Linked DNA regions of Mus musculus: region 2 is linked to region 1. Evidence: chromatin loops called from intact Hi-C (ENCODE). Cell type or tissue: left cerebral cortex. All regions are shown on one strand. Each heading gives the region's core, and the rest is flanking DNA. Links, peaks and the distances in the headings are about the cores only. Region 1 has its middle 60 kb from the start of Slc4a10. Region 2 holds the start of Gm13561 (a long non-coding RNA gene).

What was found. Hi-C counts contacts between places; a loop is a spot of excess contacts. Peaks named below come from ENCODE experiments on the same cell type or tissue, not always from the same donor. Only the 100,000 strongest peaks of a DNase experiment are listed, where the experiment ranks them.
Region 2: it touches region 1 in a loop (9-fold over the local background); 29 of 42 quality-filtered maps call a loop at or near these places.

Annotation. Positions count from the first base shown.
Region 1 is chr2:61,981,191-61,992,129 of GRCm38, forward strand. No RefSeq gene overlaps it. Among named protein-coding and RNA genes, the nearest start is that of Slc4a10, 60 kb to the right of the region's middle. In left cerebral cortex, for the core only: CTCF peaks have their summits at 6,131 and 9,031 (motif pointing right); a DNase peak (open chromatin) is centred at 5,954; H3K4me3 peaks cover 197 bases; H3K27ac peaks cover 1,558 bases.
Region 2 is chr2:62,453,304-62,464,242 of GRCm38, forward strand. It overlaps Gm13561 (a long non-coding RNA gene), which reads left to right and starts at 1,814. Exons shown (of 4, transcript XR_001783319.2): 1 at 1,814-1,949; 2 at 7,702-7,800; 3 at 8,053-8,120. In left cerebral cortex, for the core only: a CTCF peak has its summit at 5,043 (motif pointing left); DNase peaks (open chromatin) are centred at 1,889, 3,049, 3,841, 5,044 and 2 more places; H3K4me3 peaks cover 593 bases; H3K27ac peaks cover 5,065 bases.

The sequences.
Region 1 (10,939 bases), core at 1,765-9,764:
CATAGAGTTAGTTAATAAGAAAACAATGCAATTGAAAAGAATGGTTTGTTGAAAAGCAGAGTAGCATAAAATTTGTGCTTATGAAAAATGACAAGAATCGGTACAAAAAAGAGTAAGAAGTTTATATGGTGAACAGTAGAAGACTGGGCCAAAAATACCTTCAAATCTTCATGCTATGGAAGCTTTTTACCTTCTAGAAGCAGTGAAAAGTAATTAAAAAGCAATGAAAAGTAATTCTCAAATGGCTTGAATTAGCACTAAAAAACAAGCTTTGGAGAAAAGTATAGTGATATGTATGATATATGTATGAAAAATCACAATTAAGCCATTAATTTGTATGCAAACTAAAATATTAATGAAAAGGAAAAGAGCAAATGAATGAAAAGTTCTCAAATGGTTTATTTTTTATTTGTATCTAAATGCATTCTTTAATTTCTGTTCCTGTGTGCTGTGTGTAAGTCTACTTTGCCTTCATCTGTCTTTTCTATCTTTTATTATATGATCATCTGTGGTAAGACTGGGGAAGGCAGGGGCTGTTGACATGGTTCAGTAGTTCACATTTGCGATCAAACCTCATCATTTGAATTCAATCCCTTGGACATATGTGTTAGAAGAGAATGTATTTCTTTGGGTTATCTTTTGATCTCCACAGGCACACTGATATATGTAAGCATGCCTCCTCTCTCAGATAGACAGATAGATAGATACATACATACATACATACATACATACATACATACATACATAATACATACATACATAGGTGTACTGGCTAGTTTTGTGTCAATTTGACACAGCTGGAGTTATTTACAGAGAAAGAGCTTCAGTTGAGGAAATGCCTCCATGAGATACAACTAACTGTAAGGCATTTTCTCAATTAGTGATCGAGGGCCCCTTGTGGGTGGGACCATGTCTGGGCTGGTAGTCTTGGTTCTATAAGAGAGCAGGCTGAGCAAGCCAGGGGAAGCTAGCCAGTAAAGAACATCCCTCCATGGCCTCTGCATCAGCTCCTGCTTCCTGACCTGTTTGAGTTCCAGTCCTGACTTCCTTAGTGATAAACAGCAGTATGGAATTGTAAGCTGAATAAACCCTTTCCTCCTCAACTTGCTTCTTGGTCATGATGTTTGTGCAGGAATAGAAACCCTGACTAAGACAATAGGAATGTAGATACATAGGTATATAGATACATAGATAAATAAATATAACAGAAAACGTAAACAGGAGAATATTGCTTGCTTAAATATGTAGAGTTACTTGATAGAAATCTATAGATAGAACAGACACACAGTTGTCTCAGAAACTATTGTTTCAGATCTGTTTTCATAAATTCTATTCTCACTAATTGTTAGTATTGATATTTAGACATGGAAGCAACTGGCTAGTGTATCCATCACCTTACCACTGTTACCCTCTTAACCACTCTAGGTGACTAATCAATAGCATTGTATTATTATTTTTTAAATAATATAATAGAGTTATACACTTATGAAGGCATATTAATTGTAGGAAACAAAACAGTTCACATTTACCTTGACAAATGGAAATGTATGATTTTAGCTCATTATGTTAGATAAATATATTTTATTATGCAAAATGGTTCAATACTTTTTCATGCTTTCCTACCTCATTATCTGCATCTATGGCCACCTTCTGTGTTTCTGAGTATATCTCATTCATATTTTAAACATTCCCTTTTCCCATAATACCTTATGATATTTCTAATGTATTGCTATATTTTTAAGAAGCTCATATACAATAACACTTTATTTTTATGCTGTCTAAATCTTTTATTTAAAGACATCTGGTATGTTTGGCTCAGTGGACAAAATATGACAGTGCTGAAAAGTAGTATTAGCAATTCTTATGACTTTCTACATATTTTAAGATGTTTATGGCAGAAATTATATACTGTGGTAGATGGAGCAGCAGACTAAGAAAAAACATTTATCATTGATATGCTACTGCTTACTTGTTTGTGACCTTGAGAAAACCAGAAACACTTTTTATTATCTCCAATATATGCATATTAGGCATGGTGTGATTTTAAACATAATTTTACCTCTCATCAAGAAAATTTCTCTTTGCAACAGATGGACACCACTACAGAAAACTACATCCATTAAAAAATGCATTGTGGAGCCCAGTCCCCATGGACACATCTACAGAGCACTCACACCTATGGCCTAGGGATCATTTATGGAAGAGAGGATAAGAAGATTTTAAGAGCCAGAGGATCATGAAATTTGTGCTATAGTAAGTAATAATAAGTATTGTATTATCTGTGTGATTGTGTCTCTTAATAATATCAAAGCTACACCCATTAAAATCTTACCATGAAAATGATTGGGGAAACATGACCTGGCACCAGTGGATTTACCAACATGTTTGGGAAAAGCCCATGAGGCCTTAATCCTATAGGAGGCACTATAGACAACATAGGAGAGCTGAGAGTCAGAGAGATGGTTGGTCTTCATCAGGGAATGGCACACCAATCTCTTGTCAAGTGCCAAATAATCAGCCTTAAAAACACTCATACAATTGACACTATAATTATATTAATATTGTAATTATATTTTAATCTCAAAAAATAAAATAAAAATTATAATATCTTTTCCCTTCTGTTTCCAATGTGGCTTATTTGGAAAGGACCCCTATATGATTAGTAGCAACTTTTTGTTTGAACTCCTTCTTGAATTATAAAAATTATGAAAACTAACACTGAGATGAATTTTTGTATGTTTATGTGGTACATGTGCATGTCTATGTGTTTGTTATGTATGTTTGGAAGCTTGGGGTCAGTGTTGGGTATCTTCCTCCATTTCTTTCCACCTTACTATGAGACAGGGTCTGAAGTCTACTGATTGGCATGGCTTGCTGACTATTAAGTTAAAAAGGTCCACCTTTCTTCACTCCACCCCCAGCAGTGGGATCATAGACACCTGAATTTCACACTTTTCCTGTGAGTGAAGAAGATATGAATTCTGCTCTATACATGCCTGGTAGAAGATTTACCAACCACAATTCCCCCCTTCTAAAAATATTATATTAGTTATCCAATTAATCCTGAGTTAGTATTAATCTAAATTTGAAAAAAAAATGTTGGAAAATGGCAGCTGGATTTCTACTTATATTTTTAATTCATAAGTATTAATTGGTTAGGCACTAATTCTGATAAACTATAATAATGAATGAATGATATTGTATGACTCACAAACAAGAACCAGGTTATATTTTGCTAGTCAAGCTTGAGTATACTGTTCTCTGCTAGATGAAAATATATCAATTCAAATGGTTAGAACAGTAATAACATTAGTGATTTGTTTAAACTTTGAAAGTCTTCATGTGATTCTGACAGTGAGAGGCTAAAAGGACTTGTATCCACAAAACCTAATTCACTCAGATATGCATTGCTGCAGATGGACCTCAGTTGGGTCCTCGATCCGCAGGAAAACTCGTCTTGGTTCTGGTTACAGGCAAGCAAGGAGTTGGCTGAGATGACAAACAGACAACGACACAGAGAGAGTATGTATCTGAATGTATTTTTTCCAAGCAAACACCAGACTTTTAATACAGAGGAAAAACAAGAAAGCTAGGCAAATACATCCACCAAGGTACAAGACACAAAACAAAGAAAATGCATACATAAAGGCTGGGGGAGCCAGGCGGTGTTTACAACTGAGATAGGAACAACCCTTAATTAAGACCAGCTAAACACAGGAGCCAGGTGAATGCTCTAATGCAATGCTAATCTATTGTTAAACCCACCACCAGGGGTCCTTTAGCAAGTACCTGATAATGTTATTCCTCTGGGCCTAGTGAAAAAAAAACGAGCACCAGGGGAATTCTGTTCTACTAACCCTTTCATGAATAATATTATAATTCTTTCTAAAACCACAACCCACCTATTTCCTAGGCCATTGTGTATTCCTGTGTATGGGTGTGACTCGACTATTGTTCTAAGTAATTACTATGTAGACTAGCCCTGAGCTTTCTAGCTCTTATTCAAGTAAATTATAATGCCTGATTATTTTCACTGTCTCTACTAGAGGTAAATTTGAATGTTACTGAGTAGGTAACATTCTTACTGAATTCCAAACTCAGGGTCGGCTCAAGGACTTTCTAGAACATTGGAACACCGGTGGAGGCTTAGCTATATGCCAAAATCAATCCTTAAAGGCACTTATAATAAAACAATACTGAAAGAGAGCACACAGATCCATACACCAGACTAACTCAGGTACAGGTTTGGAGCGTACATGCTATGGGAATGCCATGGTTCCAGGAGGCTAAGTTTCAGGGAGATTCTTTGCCTCAGGACTGCTTCCAAGTGTCTAGGTCTGTCACGCAAGTCACTACTTGGAGCGGATGTAGCAATGCATGATTCAGGTGAGTTCCTGGATTTGTAGAGTAATTCGTTATAAACATTTCACAGTCAGATGGAGAACTTCGTTAAAAGGGAAATACTTTTCAGTTACTATGTATTGACTATTATTGTGAATATATATATATATATATATATATATATATATATATATGTTTTTATTTAAGTTACAGATGGCAGATTCAGACTAGATGACAGGATAACCTGTGATCATTGGAAGTTTTTCAGGTGGTATGCTATTTATTTATTTATTTATTTAGGTTGAAGTGATTTTAAAATGTTGCATGCTTTGTAGACGTGCATGAGAAGAGGGCTGCTGGGTTTTTATTTTATTCACATTATGCATGCCAAATAAATTTTTCTTTCCTCACAAAGTTATACTATCTTTACATCTTTAAGTCTGTTGCCTTTCTAAGCATAATACCAAAGGCAAAAATCACGAATAAAAAAAAGTGATAGATTTACCATAAAAAATTTAAATCTTCCGTTTGACAAAGTTCAATATAAACAAAATAATTGACCATTGGGAAGAATGGTGTAACGCCTCCAGTGAACCAAGGGACCAAACCATGAAAACTACTCACAGTCCAAAAGCGCAGCGCTGTCTGTAGCTCTGAGAGCTGGAATTATGCTTATTGTTGAGATAAAGAGATTGAGATGTAGAGCTGTCTTTACTCACTAGTGAATTATGAGATAAACACTTGGATTGTCTGGCTCCTGAGACAATGTTTTAAACCTGTAAACCATACATATAAATAATCCTATAGGTTGAAAGACTTATACCAAGTACTGACAATGATGCTCTCTAGATAGTAAGAGTATTAAGATTTTGGTTTTACTTTTCTAAATTTTGACAGCAAAGGAAGTATAAGGTTTCTTCAAGTTACCTTTTGTTATATTAAGTTTTTTAAAGCATCATTAGGTATTTGCAAAAGAAAAGTGTCACACTTTTCATCCTCTTTTCATTCTTGATGAATGGTACACAGTGGGTAATTATCTTGTTTTTAAAATGACCAGTGGTTAGTATGTTATTGTTAGGCCAGCTTGAATGATATGTCATTTATAATTTCTATGTGAAAATTTTCTGGTCTCATTTGTTAAGCAAGTCATATGTCTTTCTTTCTTTAATTTTTTTCATACTTCTATTTATCTTCGGTTTGTGATTGTTTGTGCTGTATATTTTACCCCTTCCCACATTCATTCTGTTATAAAACAGTTTCTAGGGTTCATCTTTTCTTTTCCCTACACAAATGAAAATTTTGCTATTCTACTGGCACAGGACTTTTTGTGAAAATGTGTAACATTATATAACTAAACTGTTCATAATTCATTTAATTTTATTATTTGTTTACTAACTTCTATTGTTACATTTTGATTTCTGTAAACATTGGACCTTTTAGTTATGATCTTTTTGAGTGGTTGGAATTTTTCCTTTTGAGAAAATAATCTCTGTCTCCTCTGATTTCAGTCAGTCAGTTTATATTTGGAAGCATGGCACAGTTCTAGATGATTCAATCTGAAAGAACAAAAAAAGATTGCTGGCACGCATTTCTCCCGAGTGAAGCTCCAATAGATGCTTAGTGCATGATGAGCTTTCTATCTCTGTTAGGTGCATCGTGAAGTGCAAACCAGGCAGGGATCAGAGAACTTGAACTAATGGCATTATATTGTAAGAAAATAAATATTCTGAGGCTGCAGTACATGTCTGAATTATGATAGGTTTTGGTGTTTTGACTTGTTGTAGTTCTAGGATGTGAACACTGAGTGGCACTAAAGCCTAGGTCACAGATGAAATATTAATCCAAAATTTAAGATTCAGGGGTCTATTGATAGGTAAAATGACTTTGGAAAGTACAAATGGAATTTCTTAAAAGTATTTTGAGCATAAATAAAGAAGATACAAACGTTAGTTTTATAAGCAGCGTTTTGAGGAACTGGAACTTAACTTGTGTCTGCAATTTGTTAGAGGGGCAAAAGGCAAACTGCTCTGAAACATCAAAGAGAGCCTCTTCACACTTGCCTCTGAGGATTTCCTATTCTCTTCCTATTTGTGAGGAGGGAGAATACATTCTTAGAAGAGATCTACAGCTAGAGTGAACCTTGAAGTATGTGGAATTACAAATGCTTCTATGCCTAGATTTGTCGTTACACAGTAAATATCACTTCTAAAATCAAACCTAAGAGACAAATTCTGTGTGCTTGTACATTTTTCTGAATTTGGTAGTTTTTAATGGAATTAAAATAAAATTAGAAATTGGTTATTGGAATTTGGTTATTTTAGAAGAAAAAAAGATTCTTAAGTTTTGCTAGTTCTCTGAACTTGAACAAATAAACAAAAAAAAAAAAAGTAAGAAAAAGAAAAAGCACACATTCTGGAAAGAACAGTTAGAGGTGTTCGTCATCAAGTCTGATTACTGGACCCTAAGACTGTCCTCTACATATGCATCTGCTTGCTCTGACACACACACACACACACACACACACATGCATATATACACGTATGCACACACATATATAAGTATACACACATGTAAAAAAAAGTACAAAATAGCAGGCTTTCCTGTGCCCTTTAGATTATTCCTTCCACTCCTACTCCCTGCTCCTTTGTCCTTCCTCTCACCCTCCCCATGCACACATCTGCCCACAGTGGTCCTCTATCATTTCTACATTATGTGTTTTATTACCTTTCCTAGTGTACACACTCAAAGCTTATTTCCCATCTCATAGGCCTCTTTCTAGTTTTTTTGTTCTCTGCCAATGAAAGACCCACAACGTGAGGACTCTCCCACGTTCTGACTCAGGAGAGGCGACACCCCAAAATCACCAACGAGAAAACGGTCTTGTTGCAAATTGCAAGAGGATTTTTATTCAAGAGCGCTCTCGGGCCCACGGTCATACACCACGCAGGGGTAGAGGACTGTGGCGCCCCGAGTAGCTGGGTAAGGGGGTATTTAAAGGAAGAAACCGAAACTCAAGGAAGTGGGGAGGGCTTTGTTGGAAGATACCAAAGATACCAGTTAAGAGTCACAAGGAAGTGTAAAGTTACAAGAGTCACAAGGAATACCTGGTAATTGTTAACTCTCAAGACAGCTTCTAAGAGCCCCTAACAATAGCACATTTGCATTGCAGGTTCTGGTAATGGCCAGGGTGACTTTCTTTGAATGAGCACTCTTTGAACCCAGGAAGCGGGTGGGTAGAGGAATGTCGCTATCTCTTTTATGATTAGCATACCTTTACAAAGGCCACATTCCCAAGCCTGGGCCTAAAGGCCTAGAATTCTGTTTTTACGTTGTTATACTTTCACCAACACCTAAAAAATACAACTTTAACATTTAGAAACCAGAATTAGCATATGAAAAGATACACAAGGTATTTGTCTATTTTCATCTGAATATAGTAGTTTCTAATTCTATACATTATTTTGAAATTTTCTCAATTTTTCTTTATATTTATGCCCTTGGGTTCATTACCCACATTTTCATTATCCATTCATTTATGATGGACGTGTAGCTGATTCCATGTCCTAGCCATTGTCCAAAGAGAAGCAGTGACTATGGATGTGCAAGTATCTCTAGGCTGTAGAGTCATTTGGGTGTCTATCCAGGAGTGGTACAGCGGGGTCTCCTTTTAGTATTGAGCCTCCACACTGATCTCCATAGTGACTGTAAATTTTACTTTTCCACCAGTAACAATTAGTGATTCCTTCTCTTCAACATCTTTGCCCATATTTGTTGTAATTGCCTTTCTTGATTCTGACTGGGATGAGAAGGAACGTCAAAGTAGCTTTAATTTTCATTTCCTGGATGAGCAAAAATGTTGGATACTTAAAAATTATGCTTTGGCCATTTGTATTTCAGGTAGTGACTCCATTTGTAAATTCTTTGAGTTAGTTCTTATGTCACTAAGTTCTAATTATTGACTATTTTTATGACATATATCCTAGAGTGCATGCCACTTGTGTTCCTTTAGTCATTTCAGTATTTCATGTTTTAAATTAAGGTATTTAATTCTGTTTGAATTGATGTTTTTGTGTGTAAAAACTGAGAGATGTGAAACTAATTTCATTCTTTGGCAAGTATATATCCCATTTTCCAGGTTGTCTTTTGCCCAATATATATCTTTTAATACCCTTTATAAAAGTTAGGTGTTTGTAGCTGTGCTGGTTTATCTCTATTATGTTCGACTGCCCTGTGTGTCTTATTTTTGTGTCAGTATTACATTGTCTTTGTCACTATAATTTGTAGCATAGTTTGAGATCAGATAATGCAATACCTCTACCTATGTTCTTTCTGCTTTGGATTGCTTTGTCTACCCATGATCATTTGTGTTTCCATATGAATTTTAGGATATCCTTTAATAGATCAAATGTCATTGGAATATAATTGATACTCCATTTAGTCTGTAGACTACTTTTGGGGTAAAGCCATTTTCACAATAGTAATTCTGACAATACAGTAGTGTAGGTTTTTCTATCATTTAATGTCTTCTTCAATCTTTATATTCAATGTCTTTAAGTTTTTCATGTAGAGGTATTTCAGCCCCTTGCTAGGCTTATACCTGCATTTTTTTTTAAAAAAAAATCAACTGTATGGCATTTATTTTTAAAAAGATTCATTTTATTTGTGTGAGTACACTGTAGCTGTCTTCAGACACACCAGAAGAGGGCCTCGGATCTCATTACAGATGGTTGTGTGCCACCATGTGTTTGCTGGGAATTGAACTCAAAACCTTTGGAAGAGCAGTCGGTGCTCTTAACCACTGAGCCATCTCTCCAGCCCCCTATACCTGCCTTTTTAAAACAATTTACTGTTAGTGTATATAAAAGTTACTTATTTTTTTATGTTGATTATGTGCCTTGCATATTTTTCCTACTAATTTATTTATTCACTTTACATACATACCAGTGGAAGCCCTCTTTTTCCATTTCTCCAAGTTCCACCCTCACAAATCCCTTCCCCCCATTAATCCTTCCCTTCTCCTCAGAGAAGGGAAAGCCCCCTTATGTTCCAACCTCCCTGGGAAATCAAGTTGCAGCAGGACTAAGTATCCTCTCTTTCAGAGGCCCAACTAGGCAGTCCAGGTAGGGGAAGAGGATTCAATGGCATGCAACAGAGTTAGAGACAGCCCCCACTCCAGTTGTTAGGGGACCCACCTGAAGTCCAAACTGTACATCTGCTACAAATGTGTAGGGTTTCCTAGGTCTAACCTCTGCATTCTCTTTGCTTGGTGGTTCAGTCTCTGTGAGTCCTCATGGGGCCAGGTTAATTCACTGTAAGTTTTCTTGTGGTGTCCTTTACCCCTGAGAGTTGCTCAATCTTATCTCCAAGTCTCCCACATGAGTCCCTGAGCTCCACCTAATGTTTGACTGTGGGTCTCTGCATCTGTCTCCATCAGCTGCTGGATGAAGGCTCTCTGGAAACAGTTATGCTAGGCTCCTGTCTGCAAGTATAACAGAGTATCATTAACAGTGTCAGGGGTTGGCTCTTCTATGGGATGGGTCTCAAGTTGGGGCAATTATTGTTGGCCACTTCCTCAATCTCTGCTCTGTCTTTATCCATGTACATCTTATAGGTAGGAAAAATTGTGGGTTAAACGTTTTGTGGGTGGGTTGATGTCCCTCTCCCTCCACTGGAAATCCCATCTGGCTACAGGAGGTGGCCACTTTAATCTCCATATCCCCTGCTGCTAGGGGTCTCAGCTAGGGTCGCCCCCATAGACTTTGGGAGCCTCCCCCTTCCCAGGTCTCTGTCTAGTCCTAGAGATATCCTCCACACACACACACAATTTCTGTTCTCTTCCCCCCCACCCCATCCTTGTTCTCTTCCTCATCCCCTCTCCCACTACTCACATCCATTTCATTTCCCCTTTTTCCCTTGGGTCCTCCTTTTTACTTAGTTTCTTTGGGTCTGTGAATTGTAGCATAACTAACTTGTACTTAATGGATAATGTACATTAGCTATATAACACATTTGTATGTGTATACGTATATGAATCTATATCTATATATCATATTGAGGTTTGTTCCATCTGTTCTAAGACTCTTCGGAGCTTTTACCAGGAAGGGACATTGAGCTTAACGCATATATTGAGTTGATTATGTGACTTCTGTTTTAATTTTATCAATATAGTATGTTATATTTATGTTTCATGTATATAGGACCAACTTTACAACCACACTTGAATATGACTTGCAAGTATTTCTTTAAGAATTTTTGTATCAATGTTTGCCAGGTAGATTGCGGTTAGTTTTTCTCCTCTTTTCTTTTCCGTTCCGTCATTGTTTCTTCTTTACATTCTTCCTTTCTTTTCTTTTTTAAAAACAGTTTCCTCCCTTCCTTTTTTGCTCTACAGTTTGCGAAGGTCACCTTTGAAAGCTTGATGGAATTCTCTAATAAAACCATTTGGTTTGGGGCTTTTCATTTTGTTAAGATGTTAAATTACTGTTGCAATCTTGATTTTTTTTTATGGATCTTTTAAATTGCTTGTATATTTTGTCTTTAATTTCAGTCAGTCATATGTATTTAGAAATGTATCCAATTTTTCTAGATCTGGAACTTT
Region 2 (10,939 bases), core at 1,351-9,350, 470 kb after region 1:
GATGTCCAGCCTGTCTGCTCGGCCAGAACTGTGATACGCTCCAAGTGGAAGGAGGACCTGTAAGACATAATTAAATCATGAAGGTGAGGCCTTCAAAGGGTAAAGAAAACATTTTAGCAAATCATGAAGTCTAAAATGGGGATATGTCTACACAATCCACTGTGGTCAGCTTCCTGTCCTTAATCTTCCATAGTCAGGTCTATCTGGGACCACAGGTCCAGCAGAGACCCCACAGGATACTCATGGAAGCTCCCCGAAGGACAGACTCATATCTAAACACTTGCCAGGCCCAGAATACTAAAGGTAATCCTAGATACTCCTACATTTGGCTTTAACTCAGAAACTGACCAATAAGCTTCAAGGTAGCTTCTGGAAGTCAGGGCAGAGGAAGTCACAGGATAGAGAGAGTGAGTGACCACAGTGAGAGAATCGTCAAAGGGCAGGAGAAGTCTGGAGAAAGAGTTGTTCTGGTTTCTAACTGTGCAAGCATTTAAGTCTCCTTACCGAAGGGACTGGAGGATGCTATAGTCTCAGACACTCAAGTAAAGACCGGGGATGTGCTCAAATGCTTAGTCACCAACAACGAAGTGCCAACCCCACTGAGGGTATGCAGACAGGGAACAGTAGTGCATACACCTTTGTCCCTGGGCATACTTGTTCAACACCTGTCATTCCTGAACCTTAAAGCATTTGAGACCCAACAAGGAATCACAAACAGCAAGTGGGGACAAAACCCAAAATGTGGAGTCTTTTATTCGGCTTCTAAGGAATTCTGCACTTCCAGGAACTATTTTAAATCCTTCAGATGGAATCCCATCTCATCTCCCACTCATCCACCCATGCCCATCACGCTAAGTTCAGCATTTGCCTCTTTCCTACATGGGACGAGCAACTCTAGGAGGGAATGCCAAATCTCCCACAGAGACTGGAGCTTCAGTTAATCTGTGGGTTGATTGACAGAAACCCCAGCTTCTCTCGCCGCCACTGTACCTCAGTCAAGTAACTCCCACACAGATGGGGTTGACTGCCTTAACATCTAATCCAGGGAGTGTGGAGTACTTTTAGCTCCAGAAGTAAAAGGACAGAGAAGCATTTTCCATAATGTATGGTCTCCTTCCACGTGTGCTCAATTTACCTCGTTTGCTTCTTGAGTTTCGCCATACACGCACTGTGCCCCTTGAGCCTGACTTACCGGCCAGCCCTCTGCTTGCTTGTGTCTGAAACTCAGTCCCAAGCTCTAAGCTCTTGATTTTTTGAACCAAATCATGTGGTGCTTCTCATTCTGTTGCCATGGATTTCTGTTTGGAGACTTGTCTGCCGCTGTTATCCTTCATGGTTCTCTTGGGTCTGGGTTCTAGCCTCGACTCTGTTTAAAAAAAAAAAAAAGCTACATAGCCGTAAGCAACTGTGTTAACTTGGTGAATCTCAGTTTCTTCATTCACACGATTGGGATAAAAACCAGGATACTGTAAACAAATAAGTGAATAAATGTGACAGCACCTAATTAAAAATTATAACACATACAATAGATATATGTGTGGTGTTAGTATAATAATAATCTTACTTGTGCCTTTATTCTTAATTATTGTCTCTGCCTTCCTTAACCCTTGCCTATGTCTCTGATCTTCAGAGCCAGAGAGAGTAAAAGCCATCTTCTCCCTGGATTATTTTCTAGGGACAGTGTCTTCCTATTAGGTCACACAAAGGCCAGCTATTTCCTTTCAAGCACAGGTCTTCTCTGTGGAGCGTTTTTCTCTCTGGCCTAACTTCCTAGTGACTACGGAAACCTGTAAAATCCCAGTTCAGCCAACGCCTCTCTCTCTTCTCTTGGAGCTGTCACAGAGGATAATCGGGACAGCAAAGTGTTCTGTTCTGGCAGCCAAGCGAAGTCTGGTTTTTTAAGGATAGAGAGAACAACTCTGGAAAATGCTGCCAACATCTCAAGGAAGGTAAGCCCTAAGTATTGATCGTTGGATTTGGCAATCTGGAAGTTGCTGACGAAACGGGGACAGACGTGTTGATTAGCTCGGGTTCAAACTAGAGCCAGCCGCAAAAGCTTACTTAAAGTCAAACAGGTAAAGACAGCTCATTTGCTAAATCAGAGAAATAAAGCCAAGTGATTGTGGCTGAAAGAGTAGAGGTAAGGAAGCAACATGTCTGCAGTTATGGCTTAAGTAGGTCAGAACACATAGGCTGGGACTCACCATGGAGGCTGGTCTCGGGGAACATAGACCGCTCAACAACAGTACTCACGGGAAGTGAAACACTTGCACACACAAGTAAGTGGGTGGGTAATTACTTCAGTTAATTACCCAGAGGAGGCAGAACTATCCATTATGAATGAGGTATTGGAATTTAAAAAAAAAGAAGGCAAGAAATAGTCACATATGACAGTGGAATAGTTAACAACTAGGGACATCTGATGCAATTGCTAGGCAGTGTTGGTCCCCCTTTTCATATTCACAGCCTTGCATCTGAGTCGATATCATCAGTGATTTCCTCTAGATATGTTCATCTCTATCAGCGCAGGTGCAGAGTAAGCGGAATGCTGTGTTCAAACCAATCAGGTGTACAGTTCAAAGAAAGCAAGGATGCTGAATATAAAAGCTGGATAGAAGGAGGGGTGAGGCTGCAGGGGAAACTAATGAGAAACCTAGAGGTTCCATTAATCGATGATGACTGATGGACAGAGAGATTGTGAGTGTAGATATGTAGGGATTGAGCTAAAGAAATAATATTCATATGTCGTCAGAAAAGTAAACAACACAGAGATCACGGAGCATCGCAGTTAGGGTCAGAATCAAAGAATGTATTCATGGAAATGAGTGGTCAAGGGTGTGTGTGTGTGTGTGTGTGTGTGTGTGTGTGTGTGTTGTATCCTCAATCTATAAATCTATAGTTGCCTCTTTCAAGATTTGGAACGGAAAGCATTGCAAGGCATCAGCTGCAGGGACACAGGCTCATCAAGAAGCTAGGGAACAGGAGGATGAGAAAGCATGAAGCATAATCATCTTTAACGGTAACAGGGAGAAACCAAGTAGACCGTGGCAGCGACAGGATGGAGGCGTGGATGAGGTCAACAATCTCAGTCCCCTCTAACATGTCCAGCTAACATGTCCCCGAGATTGATGGCAGAGAATGGGATGTGAAGAGTCACTCTGTACTCCCCAAATTATGTTTCAGTTTTAGCAAAATATATTAGAAAAGAAGCAGAGGAAGGAAGGCTTTGTACTGATTATAATTCAGTGACCACAATCCAGTTTCATAAACTAATCTCAAAAGAAAACCTGGGAACGCAGCTCTGGGTTTCCCGAAATGCTTTTCTTTCTGATGATCAGTATTTTCATCGTCGTCGTCGTCATCATTATCATCATCATCATCAATCATCATCAAAGACGTCGTTTGCTGCTATTTACTCTTTCTTATCCTGTGGTGTCATAGAGATGTCCAGAAGCTGCGTAGAATGAGCACAGGGATTGGGTGCAGAAGCAAAAGCAGAAATCCATCTTCTTCCCAGGCAAGAAGAAATCAGAGACACCAGGTGCTATACACAGGCCATTGTCTTTCTGTACTTTATCTGTTTTATAAAAGGTATTCTTCACGTAAAATTATACAGTGGGAGAATTCTAACTTAAAGTAAACAAGCAGTTATCAATTTGTTTTCATTTAGAATATGCTAAGCATAAACATATATTGCCCATACAAATATGGTGCCAGTATTTAAGAGAGCACAGGTTCCCTGACCTCAAAAACTTTAAGAACCTCTGACTTGCCACTTGCTGGAAGATGAAGGCTCTCCCAGGGAGAGGCTGAAGGGTAAGACACAGAGTCCTTCAGAGACTCCTGACACTGTGACCTGCAAGCAGGTTCTCTTCCCAGGGCAGTGGCTGGAACATGTGTAGGAAAGGCCTCAAAAAGTTCCGCTTGCTCTCGGCAGCTTTCCTAGTCTGGAGCATCACGAAGAACATTCATTTAGTAAGCAATTATTCTGACAATCTGAGCAATAAATGAGTCTCTTTTAGAAAGTAGCATTTTTTGCAATCTCCATGAAGTCTTGAGTATGAACACAATATATCACTATAGAAAATGTAGAGAATTCTGAAAAGTCTTAAAAACATGAATTTTATTTCCCCGAGAAGATAATTAGCATATACATTTCCTTTCTGTTTTAAACAAAGTTATCATGATTAATATTTAAGTTGTTACTTTATGCCTAGTGTAGTTTTTAACCCCTTTTAATAACTGTTTTCTGTTTTGCTAATCAATTGGCATTATTATATATATGGAGTAAAATATTCTCTTTGAGTTACACAAATAAATGTATACTTCTGCAATTGTACATGATCAGTCATTCCACATTATTAGCTTTTATAATAATGAATACAACCTTACTAAAATATTAATTTAGTTTACACACATTCACTCCTGCAAAAATGTATATCACAGATGCAAAAGTGTTTATTTTACTACTGACAAAAATATAATAAAGATGTAACTTCCTCCCAGATTGCATGCTCCTTTATTATTTTTGCTATTGTTATAACTTATTGAGAACTTAAACAAAATTCGTGTTTTCCTTCCTTTGTAACATAATTAAATGCAGTTGGATTTTGTTTTGGAAAATTGTAAATAAGGAAGATTATGGAAATAACGATATCATTGAAGGGAAATAATGATTGCAACAATATCAAAATGTACTGTAAAACAAGAAAAAATAAAACAGTATGGTTTGATAATAAAGACTGAGAAATGAAAATACCTCCTGGGAAATAGCCGAGCAAGCCTGAAATTGGTGTTTAAGTATAGACAGTCTCACCAATATGCCGCAACACTAATAAACGTTCAAAAAGCGTTGCAAAAACTACCATGGCTTTTTTCTTTTTCTTTTCTTTCTTTCTTTTTTTTTTTTTAATCTTCTTTTCTTCCTTTTTTTTTTTTTTTTTTTTTTTTTTCCTCCCGAAAGAACACAAATTCCTTTTCTAAAACAGCTAGTTTAGGGAGATAAAATTGGAAGAAAAGATGTATGGTGCCATCTAGTGGTCTTTCATATAACTGCACAATACTGTTCTATGTCGTTTCCATTCGCAAAAATTAAAATTCTTCGAAGAATCGAGAAAGGTAAATTGTTTATTAATAAAATATTTAATGCATACTTCCTCAGCACTAATTTAAGAGAAGTCTAATTTTAGTGCTGTTAAGGTGATTGTTAGGTCCTCAGAGATTAAGGTAGGCTGTGTAATTATCTGTACTTAACGTACAAGAAATTACAGTTCCAGACATTTACATAAACAAGCATGCCAACCTGTCATACTTTTTTTTAGTAACACAATGAAACAAAAGAACAATTTGAATAAAAGCACGCTGATTGAAAATTCATATATGGGAGCAGAACCTGCCAGCCGTTATAAGTTCTGAATAAAGAACACAATTTGAGAAACCTGTTCTTTGGATTGAGGTGCCGGAGGCTTGGCGCTTGCCCTCAGCTGTTGCTAGTGTGGCCAAGTAGTTCCTGGAACGACTGGAGACTCCATCTTTTCTCCCAGCCTCCAGGTAGGAGCTACACACATCTGTGACCATCGCCACACTGATTGTCTGCATCCGTCCCCATCAAACAAACCAAAGGTCCTACATTCACACGGAGAAAACTTACAAAGCAGCCCTTCCGGTTCAGAGAACAAGTTCACCCTGCCCCTAAGGTGCCTGCAGCAATAGTTCCCTGCTGTAATGAACGCCTTCTCCCCGAAAAAGTCTCCGTGGACCATTGTTAGTCCCCTTCGCTGGAATTTGGGGTCTGCCAGTGAGATAATGGGACCAGTGTATTCCTGGCTTGTCATTGGCTGAAGCTTAAGATGTAGAAGCTTCAGGTGGTCACCTGAAGGGTCTGAATAACAAGGGGAGGCAGGGGGATGAAGTCCAAGGAGCAGTGATCAGAAGAGAAGGAAGAGTACCCTAACTAGATGCTGTTGCCCTGCTCAGCCTTATTGGGTTCTCCTTGATGTCTCAACACCTGCCTAGTGACCCCTTCATTTTGGTGAATCGTATGCAAATGCTTTTCTGTCTTTTGGTTCAGAAGTGTATTCTATCACTCAGCAGCCATATTTCTTCTATGCTGTGTCTGAGTTCTTTTGCATGACCTGTGAGAGCTCTCGTGACCTCTCGGTTTCCCTCACTTCTGGGTCTTTCCTTCTCCCCAACTGGCCTTTTACCCTTCTCTCTACACCGTAAGCACTAGCTGTATACAAATTTCACTTCGTGGGGTTTACCAGCCACTCTTCAGGCTATCCTGAGTGCTCCAGAAAACGTTTTATTATCTTTCCTCCCCAGCTTCGTTTTAACCTTCAGACACAAGTCCAAGTCCCTTAGGTCTCTCAGACTTGGATCGTTTTCTTGGCATCATCCCATCGATTATTCTGCATCCTGTTACTGCTTTGCTGACTCTGCGTCAAAAAAAAAAAAAAAAAAAAAAAAAATGGCCTCTTCCTTTGGAAGAGACTAAGCTCTTTGACGGATGGATGGTATTTGTCTCCCTGTGGCTTTGTACTGAACCTAGGCTATAGTAAGCACTACATATATGCCCAAAGAACTGACGAGACGTGTCTGTTAAGTGAAAACAAGTAAGGCTCAAGTTTGCTCTAAAACGTTTCCTGGGAAGGGCTGTGTCTAATTGACCTCGTTTCTCCTTCAGCTGGAGTTTGTAAATCCCCCACCACCACCACCACCACCACCGTTTTATGAGAGCTGTTGTTTCAGGTTTCAAAATGAGACTCCCCTTTTCAACGTGACTCTTACTTAAGTCAAAGCTGAATGCACACAATCGGTCTAAAGATTATCTCTATTTTGTGGACATGGGTGGTCCAGACACCCACAAGGAGATAAATAAATGTTTGAGGTGGGTCCTTCAATGATTTTTTTTCAATGGATGCCAATTTGGCAAGCTTGCCTGGGCCCTACCAGTGTGAGGAACCATGATTTTGGTATGATGTTGGGGAATTTGTGGCTCCCATCTGCTGGTTATCTCGCAAAATGTAGAGCTGAGAAAAATCACATACTGATTAAATCATAGAATCCCACACTTGGAAGGGACTTCATGAGATGATCGGGCCCGCCTCCTGAAGGTCAATGCATAAATCATCTTGTGCAGATGGCTGTTTATCCTATTTTTAAAGCTCTTTAAGGATGGAAATTACACAGCTTCTCTTGGTAGTCTGATCTTCATGGTCAAGAACTTCCCTTTTAAAAAGCCCCAGCTTCTCCCTGCAGTTTGGCTCACTTCCTCTTTTTGTCAGCTCGCTGCGAATGTGCACATGATCAGCGTCCCCTGCTAATTATCCCTGGCCCACTTCTCACACCCTTGCAACTAATTATTAAGAGCTATGCTGTTTCCCCTCCTAAGCGACACAGTCACAATGCCTTTAATTTTCAGGAGACTTATTTCCCCCATCCTATTATTTTTTTGTAATTTATTTATTTATTTATTTATTTTTGCCGTACCACCATCCTGTGGAAAACTGATAATTGCGCTTGTGCTCATGTCCAGATCAGTTGTCAATGGACAGCGAAGCCCCCTCACCTTGCTGTTTAGACTGCAACCTTTCCTTTTTGTTTCTCAAGTAGATTTTGTTCTGCAATAAATCTCAAGCTGTTTACTGTCAACCTGCTACATGGGGGAATCCCTCTTATTTATGTTGGTTCCTTTCTCAGAAATGCGTGTCCTGACCTCCAGGAAGTGAATATACTCAAACGGATTTGGCAATTGTGGTGAGGAAACTTGAGTTGAGGAGACAATACTGAATTATCCAGGTGAGCCCAGCATAGACACAAGAATGAAGATAATATAGAGGCAGGAGGATCTGGGTCAGAGACAAAGGGTGGGAGCAGATGTTGGGGTGATAGGTTTAAAGACGGACCGGGGCCACAAACCAAGGACTGGCGCCTCTTCACAGCTGGACAAATCGTGGCCAAATCGTCTACTGTTGAGTAGAGGGGGGAGGGAAGGGAGAGACAGAGGGGGCGGGGTTGGCTGGCTTATTCTTACAGTTTTTTCTCTTTCAGTACACATGGACGGACCCACCCAAGGTTCTGGCCGCATATATGGCAGAAGATGGCCTTGTTGGACATCAGTAAGATGAGAGGCCCTTGGGCTGAGGGGGTTCGATGCCCCAGTGTAGGGGAGTGCTAGGGTGGGAAGGTGGGAGTGGGTGGGTGGATGGGAAAGCACCCTTATAGAGGCAGGAGGAGGGTGGATAGGGTAGAGGGAAGACCTGGAAAGGGAATAACATTTGAAATGTAAATAAAGAAAATATCCAATAAAAGAAAAAAATAATAAAAGTGGTCAACAAATCAAAAAAAAAAAAAAAGGAAAACCTAAAATAAAAAAATAAAAAAGAAATTAGGGTTCAATGGCATACTAGGCAAATGCTCTCTCCCTGAGTTCCATCATTAGGTATCTTCTTACCTTTTGAGATAGGGTCTTAAAGTTGCCCAGGCTGGCCTCAAATTCATTCCTAACTGATGCTGCTCTTGAGTTTATAATCCTCTTTCCTCAGCCTCCCTTTTTATAGCTGGGATTATAGGCTTGCACTTCTAGGTCTGGCTTGATACTGGCTTCTGATTTGGAGGATTATAAGGGGATAAATTTGAAAGGACAAAGGTGTTGGAAATCTGTTAGCAACACAGAAAGAAACAGTGTCCGTTTATGAAGAAACGATCTCTGCTTGTCTTGAGGTTTTATTTTATGAACCTTTAGGGAGCCTGGGAAGGTTTATTATTTCCATCTTCCCAGCATACAAAGTCATATCAACAATAACAGATGTGTACCAGAAGATCAATAATGTCACTATTGCTTCTGGATTATTTAAAGTAATTCTTCTAGTGAGATTCACTTAGGAAGAGTTCTCTGTGAGGCCTTGCTCCATGAGCTTGGAATAGTTCCTCTGTGCCTCACAGAGGTATGAGAAAGGGATTAGCATGGTCACTTTTCTGGGGCTTCCAGACTTGAGGCAGCCTAACCAGGTGCTCACTAAGCTGATATTTGAGCCACCAGCCACGTGCCATGCTGGCCTGCTGTGTCACTGGGTTCTGTGTCTCTAGACAGAGTGCAAAATTGTGAAGCATCTGAAAGCATCAAACACTGTCAAGGGAGATGTGTTACTACACATGTGACTCTTGGGGTGGGGGGAATAATCCGGTTTTCTAGAAATTCTTTGCATTTGTTCCAGATGTCAGATGAAAACATTTCAAACATCAAAAAAATAAAATTACAATTGTTAAAAAAGTGAGAGGGACCACTCAAAAATATCTGGTGAGCAGGGAGGAGCAGGCATTTTCTGTCTTGGCAGGAACCTGTGATTTCCCTGGGGGAAGTCACTCCGAAGGAGAATGGCTTCTAAATTAGGTTTCAACAGAGCGGGGGTTTGAACTCTGATTCTGCCTGGTGGAAGGAAGTTCCTGTCATTGTGTTGCTCTTCAGCAAGGACTTGATTTCCTGTGCAGTTTGGTGTGGGAGGCAGGGAGAGACATGGCTTCCCTTGTGTGCTGTGCTCACCTTTCCATGCTGTCTCTTGGAAAGGGAAGAGGACTTTTATTTTTAATGCTACCTTTCTCCACTCGTGCTTTCCACAAGGTCTGCTGAAGCGAGGGGGCTCATCAGTTTGTTGCCTTCCTCTCACCTTAAACCAATGATCACAAACTCAGTCAACCGACAACTAACAAACACCCACTGGCTCTGCTAATTAGCTAATTTCCCTCTTAATACCCAATAAATTCATTTATTGTTCCATTGCTATTCAAATATAGCTTTAAGATCCATACATCACCCTATCAGACTACAGTCCTACATCCCTCTCACACACAAGCTTTATGGCATTCTCCCTTCTATTCTTCATGGCCAGTCATTAAAGACCGCCATGGTGTCCAATCGTTCTTCATTCTTACTTCTTTCTCTCTTCTTAGTCCATTATCATAATCCTGCTTGATGATTCCTTTGTGACACAATAGAACCTTACACACACACACATACACAGACACACACACCTTATGTTCCTGTAGGATGGAATTCACAGTTCAACTAGGTATCATTTCTTTCCTGTGTCCAAACCAAGTCCACAGCCATGAACACTGCTCCGTGTTAAGTACCTACTCTTCACAGCCTTACACTGTTTAGATACTGAGCCAGAAACCCAAGATACTGCTGCCTCGTGGTACCCACAGCATCACCTTAGTACAGTCCCTACTGCTTCTGGTCTCACTGCTTTCACTCTCTTAGTTCAAGCTGTTATTTTTCAACTGAGTTATTGAACTGCCTCTCAAACTACTGCTTGCCTTCAGTTTCAATATTAATTTCTTTCCAGGAAAGAGATAAAGAAAGAGAGAGAGAGAGAGAGAGAGAGAGAGAGAGAGAGAGAGAGAGAGAGAGAGAGAGAGGTTTTCTTAGGTAAAAAAAATGCAAATGGCTTTGGCCTAAGCCCAAAGGCATCTGAGAAGGCAAAAATTGGTAAGAAAAGTTGAAATGGGCTGCAGAGATGAGCTAAAATGTTGAGTTATTGACAGATCTTGTGTGTTGTGGCACAGTTGAACATAGAGGGACAGAATACAGTCTACATAAGCACACATAATGCTATGAGGCCATTTATGTTGATGGGGGTAGCTGAGGTGTAAAACCTAACAGAATCGCCAGCTGTGCCTATAAAAGCTTTAGGTTATTATGAGCATCTCCTGGCTATCCTCGGCCTTTCAGTACAGACTTTGGCATAGCAACAACCTGCCAGCCAGCCAGCCTCTCTCCCTCCTTCCCTTCCTTTCATTTTTATCTCCTTTGTTTTCTTTGTTTCAAAGTTTATTATGATACATTTTAAACACTCAACAACATATGAAATGCCTTGTATCCCCATTGGTTATTTATGGTAGGTCCTCCTTTCTGGCCACTCCTCTTGCCTTTGAT